Regions from separate parts of the Homo sapiens genome. Here region 1 is linked to region 2. Evidence: chromatin loops called from intact Hi-C (ENCODE). Cell type or tissue: A673. All regions are shown on one strand.

Region 1 (4,000 bases), 190 kb after region 2:
AGAAGAGTTTCTTTAATTAGACGATTTTCTAGTCAAGGCTGGGACAAAGCATCCTTCCCAAGTGTTGGGGAAGATTGGAAAGGGATGGTGAACTTTCTCAATGTATACTGAAGAGCTGGGGAGACCACCAGTCACTCCATCTTCTTTTCAACAAGATTATGGGATCAATACCCCTTCCAGGACCAAACTAACTAGTGGGCAAAGGCCTCCTAGCACTCACTTGGCAGCCACTCTTCCTAGGGCCACAGCTGGCCTGCTGCCCCTGGGGGTGCTCCCCACCCTGGTTCTCTCTAGAAGCCAGGAAGCCCTGGGTGCATGTGCCCACTCCCAGCCAAAGAGTAGCGTGAATTAGAAGGGACTAGACACTTGTAGTAAACCACCACACTGCATTTTATTTTATTTTCCGAGACAGAGTCTTGATCTGTCACCCAGGCTGGAGTGCAGTGGGATGATCTCGGCTCACTGCAACCTCTGCCTCCCAGGTTCAAGCAATTCTCCTGCCTCAGCCTCCCGAGTAGCTGGGATTACAGGCACGCACCACCACACCTGGCATTTTTTTTTTTTTTTTTTTTTTTGGTATTTTTTTTAGTAGAGACAGGATTTCACCATGTTGGCCAGGCTGGTCTTGAACTCCTGACTTTGTGATCTGATTGCCTTGGCCTCTCAAAGTGCTGGGATTACAGGCGTGAGCCACCGCACCCAGCCATGCTGCATTTTAATTCAGCTTTCTGATTTCTGATTAGTTTAGGGAGATGGCTCAGCTTACTCTCAAATTTTTCTGGTTAATGTCTGAGAAACTTAATATTTTAAAGGTGAAATTGGCTGGCAATAAACTTAAGAGTCAGTGAGACCTAGATAGACCCCTCAATTCACTATTTATTAGTAGAGAGATTTTAGCAACTTACATAACCTCTCTGAGCTTTAGTTTCCTCACATATATCAAGGGGATAGAGTCTTCCTCTCATGGTGGTATCTGAACAAGGTAATGCATGTAATATGCTTAATGCAGGGATGAAATGTTATAAACGGACCGTGTCTCTTATTGCATGATCTGTTTTCTGCCTCTTCACACAGCGTGACTAAGTGAAATGTGGTGCAAGTTGCCAAGGATCAAAATGGCTCTTTATTATAACCTTATTTTTAAACATTTGAAGACCAGTATCTACTATTATCTCACATACTGTTATTCCTCTACACCACAGGAATAGGCTGCTGAAAAATTATGCTTGAGGTAGGGAGGGAAAGGCTTTTTGAAGGTCTTGGTGTGATGTGCGAGGAGCCTGACTAGCACTGCCCACCCCCCACTTCTGCCCGCCAGTATCTCAACCTAAAACAGGTTTTCCTCTGTTTATTAGAAAGTTCCCTCTGGCTCGAGCATATTTGCTCACGATCTTGGAGTGGAGGCTCAATTCTGGCCATAGAATCATAAGAGAGCTGCAACCTCTCTCACAAATGGGCTTTCAGGCAACATTGGGTAGAACTGAATTGTTTCAAAGTGAGACAGTTGCTAAGAAACAAGGGCTTTAAGAGAGGCTTCCCAGGGCAATCCCTTGGCAGCAGGTGGGAAGAGGCTGGATGGAGTTGACAGTTTCTGAGATGGAGTCTCAGGATGGAAGAGTAGTGAGAGACCCCTTAAACAGCAGACACTGAGAAATCCCGCTTTGCCACTCTTCCCCAAGCACATTCACTACCTGAACGCCATCAGTCAGGCTTCCCGAGCTTCGAATTAGGTAAATTCAATATTGAAAAGAAACGTTTATATTGCCACTTGGGTTGATTATAGCTTGTTTTTCCTTAATTAACTCAGTCCTGACTGGTGAGCATTTAACGATAAATTGTAGCAGTGACTGGAGACTAGAGACTCCGGTCCTTCTGGGACCTCTAGGTAAGCAGTTTTCTTTAACCCACTGCCACCTAGTGGTAACTGAGCAGACTGAAAAACTCTTCATCTATAACCAAGGAGAGAACGGTTGGCATTTTTTTCTGCTTGCCACTCCTATCTTGGAAGCACAGGGAGAGTGATCGATGTGTCTCTTTCCACTGGCCTCCACTCCCTGCCAACATTTAACTGTCACTGTACATTTACAGTGTCAAGCTAGCTGACTCTTTTGCCATTACTTTGATTAATTAGGACATTCTCATTTAATCAGAAGTATCTGAGATTCAAAACAAACAGGCAAGGACCAGACATACAGCACACGGGTCTTGCCTCCCTTTCTACTGCAGCAGTTAGCAACTTGGTGTGTGTCAGCTGGGCTCAAGTTAATGGATCCTTTAAAGTGAGAAACTGGGTCTTGACAGTTAACTTCAGGTTTCCCCCTCTAAGAATAAATGTGACTTTTCTTGTCTACCTTACCAGGTGATTCAGTTCTGGAAGCACACAGAAGAGATCCAAGTAATCAATGTGGCAAATCTGGGACAGCTAAACTTCCTGTACATGCACAGTGGAAAGCTGGTAGAAAATTTAAATATTTTTGGAAGAATGTGAAGATTGATTTGCCAAATGTGGTAAAACACTCAGAGGGAGCAGAATGAATGGTGATTTCAGCAGATCATGAACAGAATGGACTAGTGCCAGTGAGCTATTAGGTAGAATAAATTCACAGGGCAATTACCACTGCTTGCAGCTTAGAGGAGATAATTCAGAATGTGGGCCAAGTTCCTTTCCTAAGCATGAACTTCAAGTAAACTTGGAAGAAAAAAGCCACCTCAAGAGTGGTGTTTTATTTTTATTTTACTTATTTTTATTTTTTGAGATGGAGCCTCGCTCTATCGCCCAGGCTGGAGTGCAGTGGTGCAATCTCAGCTCACTGCAACCTTCGCCTCCTGGGTTCAAGTGATTCTCCTGCCTCAGCCTCCCGAGTAGCTGGGACTACAGGTGCCTGCCACCATGCCCAGCTATTTTTGTTTCCTTTTTTTAGACTGAGTGTTGCTCTGTGGCCCAACCTGGGGTGCAGTGGCATGATCTCAGCTCACTGCAGCCTCTGCCTCCCGGGTTCAGGTGATTCTCCTGCCTCGGCCTACCGAGCAGCTGGGATTACAGGTGCCCGCCACCACACCTGGCTAATTTTTGTATTTTTAGTAGAGACAGGGTTTCACCATGTTGGCCAGGCTGTTCTCGAACTCCCAATCTCAGGTGATCCACCCGCCTCGGACTCCCAAAGTGCCACGATTATAGGCGTGATCCACTGCGCCCGGCAAGAGTGGTGACTTAGATGTGTGGACTTTGGTAAAGAAAAGGTACAAGGTTACAATAATGTAAATGCAGAAGGCTTGAGATGGTCTAACTTTCTAGACAGGTGTCTTCACTTGGTAACAGACTCCCCTGCCTCCTCTCTCCCACCCCCCTAAATCAACAGAGACAAAGCAGCCAGGATATGAATACAGTTTATTACAGTTTTCAGACTCCCATTACGACACATATCTAAAGCTGAACATTGCAAACTGACCTTACTAGCAGCAATTCTCCCTAGACAGGAAGGGTTTCAGTTAATTTAGCAATTAGGAGTAAAGACAAACTTACAAGTCATGGTTTTTCTTGTAGCAGCTGGTATATGAGCAGTGAAACTATAGATACGTAGAGTCATTCAGGTTTAGCCTTGTCTAAAAAAACATTAATAAGTTATGGTGCAGAGGAGTATCCCCAGGGTTGCCAAAGAGAAGGCTGATGTCTTTAGATGTCAGTATGAAACAAGCAAATCACTTTCAAGACATGGCTTACTATTTGCTTTACTGTCAGGACAACAGAAAAAGAAGTGGACAGCTACCCTAGATTCTAGCTCACACATAATTCAGCCAGATAATCATCATTTAAATAATACCCCTTGAAATTTTTCAGACTTTTCACAGCTCTAAAAACACAACATCAGACATAACATCACACATTTGTTCCAAAGGACTAAAAATCAAAAGCAATTGCAAAGTATTGGGAATCACTTTTATGGCTTTCCTAAGGGACAGTCCCCATCTTTCCAAGGAGTGTTTTTAAAGAAGCACTAAC
Region 2 (4,000 bases):
GGAAATCTTTAAAAGCTCAAAGAAAATAAGACTCTCCCAAAACCTAACAAAAACTGCCCAATAATAAAAACTTAACATTTTAATGACTTGCTTTCATCCCTTTTTCTATATTTATGAATGTGGAGGGAAGTTTTTTTTTTTTTTATTTGAGACAGAGTCTTACTCTGTAGCCCAGGCTGGAGTGCAGTGATGTGATCTCAGCCCACTGCAAGCTACGCCTCCCGGGTTCACGCCATTCTCCTGCCTCAGCCTCCCAAGTAGCTGGGACTACAGGTTCTTGCCACCATGCCCGGCTAATTTTTTGTATTTTTAGTAGAGAGGGTTTTCACCGTGTTAGCCTGGTTGGTTTCAATCTCCTGACCTCATGATCCTCCCACCTCGGCCTCCCAAAGTGCTGGAATTACAGGCATGAGCCACCGCGCCCGGCCTTGTTTTATTTTTTGAGATGGAGATGGAGTCTCACTCTGGTAACCAGAATGGAGTACAGTGGCAAAATCTCGGCTCACTTCAACCTCTACCTCCCAGGTTCAAGTGATCCTCCTGCTCAGCCTCCCGAGTAGCTGGGCTTACAGGTGCCCACCACCTGCCCAGCTAATCTTTGTATTTTTAATAGAGACCAGGTTTTGCCATGTTGGCCAGGCTGGTCTCAAACTCCTGACCTCAAGTATCTGTCCGCCTTGGCCCCCCCAAAGTGATGGGATTACAGCCACCGTGCCCAGCCAAATTTGAGTGTTTTATAAAATTAGTATCAAACAGATCAATATCACCATTTTATGAAGTGGCATTTTAACCACGGCATTTTCCCAATTCATTAAATATTCTTCAAGTATATTGTGCTATAATTTACTTCAATATATTTTGGCTATTTTAGGATTTTTCTACACTGTAAATAACACTTTGATGACCGTCCATGCACAGATAAATATGCATTTTACCTAAGGACATGAAGCTACCTAATGCCTTTACCAAAAGAAAATACTTTTCACGACAGTATCGCATTGGCCGGGCATGGTGGCTCACACCTGTAATGCCAGCACTTTGGTTTGAGGGTTTAACAAGACAGCACATGGGAAGAGCCTAGCACCGTATCTGGCACATAGCTAACTCTCAATACCTGGTAGCTACCATTGTTTCACCCAGCCAAGGTACTTGTGCACTGTGACAGCTAGTTGAGGATATCTCTGGCAAAGGAACTATTCAGGGAGACACAGCAAGAACCATCGACATAAGAAGAACTATGTCTAATTTGACATAATATCACCACTACTTACACAGTTTCAGTCATGTAAGAGGTGCTCAATAAAAGTAAGCTGAATAAATGAGTGAAGGAATGAATATATAAATGAGAGAGTGGCCACCTGGCTTTAATTCATTTAGGCATGAAGCCAGCCTCAACCTCCCTTGTAAGTTTTTCTTGCCTCTGTCCCTCTAGAAGCAGCTGAACACATCTCTCCTTGGTTAGCAGAAATTGTATGATACATCTCAACTGGGAACCAGGAGTTCAAAGTCCAGCTCTATCTCTAAATAGCTGTGTGTCTTTGGACCAAACATTGATAACACCATCCCCATTAGTTAATTAGACTATTAAAATAGTTTCTGAGGAAGAAAAGGGACAGAGCGTGTCATTATGGCCCTTGTTCAGATGAGGAAACTGAGGCCCAGGGAAGTGAAATAATTTGTTCAAATTCCCTCCTCTAGACCAAACACGGTGGCTCACGCCTGTAATCCCAGCATTTTGGGAGATCGAGGAGAGGGGACTGCTTGAGCTCGCAAGTTCGAGACCAGCCAGGGCAACAAGGCAAGCATCCCCCCCGACTCCTATCTCCCTCACCCCCATCTCTACCCAAAAAAATTAAAAATTAGCAGAGCAGGGTGGCAGGCGCCTGTGTAGTCCCAGCTACTCGGAAAGCTGAGGTGGGAGGATCGCTTGGAGCCCAGGATTTGGAGGCTGCAGTGAGCTGTGATCACACCACTGCTCTCGTGACAGAGCAACACCCTGTATCAAAACAAAACAAACCAAAATAAAACAAAACAAATTCTCTCCTCCAGACCAGGAGGCAGTCAGGTAGATTTCCCCCACATGTCATCCAGCTTTAAGGATCTTATTGCAAGATTTCTTCCAATCACTTCCAGGTTGCAAACGGGTTTCCCCATAGCAGCATTTTTCACACTACTTTCTTCTGGGCTCGCTCTCCTCCCTGCTCGCTTCCCCAAAGCCCGCTCAGCTAGACTGAGCTAGGGATTTTTGACAGCAGAGGGGGCTGCTGAGACACACTGAGTTTTCTCCAAATAAGGAAGAGCATTGTGCCTGCGGGCTGAGAGGCAGTTTGATGATCATTCCATGGTGAGTTCTGCAAAGACTCTTAGGTCGCAGTAGTACAAAATATAATCCAGGAGGAACATGTGCTCGAGTCCTAGCTCTGCCAATAATAACATGTCACCCCAGGAAAGTCCCATCCTTGAAATGTAAAAATGTTTTAGCTCAGGAGTTCTCAAACCTGGCCGCACATCAGAAACCCCTGGGCTACTTACTAAAAATACAAAATCCGGGGCCTCCGTCCCAGATCTATTAAACTAGAATCCCCAGGGTGGGAACCTGGAAATCTGTAATTTTATAATTTAAGATCGCAGAAGTTTCTAATGAACAGATATGTTTGGGAAACACTTAACTAGATAAACTCAAAGGTTCTTTTTCTCTCTTTTTTTTTTTTTTTTTTTTTTGGGACGGAGTCTCACTCTGTCGCCCAGGCTGGAGTGCAGTGGTGCAACCTCCGCTCACTGCAATCTCCCCCTTCCGGGTTCAAGCGATTCTCCTGCCTCAGTCTCCCAAGTAGCTGGGATTACAGACGTGCACCACCACACCTGGCTAATTTTTTTATTTTTAATAGAGACGGGATTTCGCCAGGTTGGCCACGCTGACCTCAAGTGATCCGCCTGCCTCGGCCTCCCAAAGTGCTGGGATTACAGGCATGAGCCACCCGTGCCCGGCAAAAGGTTCTTTTTTTTTTTTTTCATTCTAAGATTGAAAACTCAAACTCTGTAGACCTCTCTCCCATTCCCATAAAATACTACTGCTTTTGTTTCTGGTTTGTTGGTAGTGACTGCCTGGGGAACTGTCTTAAGTAGGATTTGAAGGCAGTGCTGTCCTGTAGAAATACAACTTGAGCCACGAATGCAAGCCACATATAGAATTTTACATTTTCTAGTAATCACTTTTTTGAAAGTGAAATAAATATATAAAATTAATCTTAATAACATTTGGTTTAACCCAGTATATCCAAACTATTATCATTTCAAGTTGTAATCAATACAAAAAATTATTAATGAGATATTTTACATTCTTTTCTTGTGTGCCAGGTCTTCATAATCTGGTATGTATTTTACCTGTGTAGCATACCTGAATTTGGACTAACCACATTTCAAATGCTCAGTAGCTACATGTGACCTGTGGTTACCATATTAGCACTGTTAAGCAATATTGATAGGACAGGGCAATCATCAATTAGCAGTGGCCATGATAAGCAGAGAATTGGAGTGAAGGTACTTGTGCCATATAGTTGTCATCAGCAATGCCAAATAACCTAATTTCTAGTTCTCTACAGATCAGGCAAAAAGAAAAAACTCAGAGGTAACTCAGCCTCGGACTCGTTATACATTGGGGGTGGGGCAGGGGGAACACAGGAAATTCACACAAGGAGTATTAGGAACACCGCAACTGAATATGACATACTTAAAATAAGTAAAACCAAGATTTAGCCAGAACTAGCAGTAGTAGGCTCAAGCATGGCACTTGAGAATATATATTGTATTCATTCTACGAAAATAATCTTCCTGGCCAGCCGTGGTGACTCATGCCTATAATCCCGGAACTTTGGGAAGCCGAGGTGGGAGGATCACTCGAGACCAGGAGTCTGAGAACGGCCTGGGTGACATGGAGAAACCCTCTCTCTACAAAAAATACAAAAATTAGCCAGGCATGGTGGTACATGCTCTAGTCCCA

What was found. A loop is a pair of places that touch in the nucleus more often than their neighbours do. Peaks named below come from ENCODE experiments on the same cell type or tissue, not always from the same donor. Only the 100,000 strongest peaks of a DNase experiment are listed, where the experiment ranks them.
Region 1: a loop joins it to region 2, with 3 times the contacts of the local background. A loop is called at or near these places in 22 of 110 quality-filtered maps.

What each region holds. Positions count from the first base shown.
Region 1 is chr5:157,760,081-157,764,080 of GRCh38, reverse strand. It overlaps LSM11 (LSM11, U7 small nuclear RNA associated), which reads right to left. Exons shown (of 4, transcript NM_173491.4): 4 at 3,372-4,000. Among named protein-coding and RNA genes, the nearest start is that of LSM11, 18 kb to the right of the region's middle. RefSeq lists a silencer at 1,948-1,997. In A673, a CTCF peak has its summit at 1,925 (motif pointing left); a DNase peak (open chromatin) is centred at 1,910.
Region 2 is chr5:157,947,224-157,951,223 of GRCh38, reverse strand. No RefSeq gene overlaps it. Among named protein-coding and RNA genes, the nearest start is that of CLINT1, 90 kb to the right of the region's middle. RefSeq lists an enhancer at 2,129-2,423. In A673, a CTCF peak has its summit at 2,260 (motif pointing right); DNase peaks (open chromatin) are centred at 2,283 and 3,783; H3K4me3 peaks cover 398 bases; H3K27ac peaks cover 2,459 bases.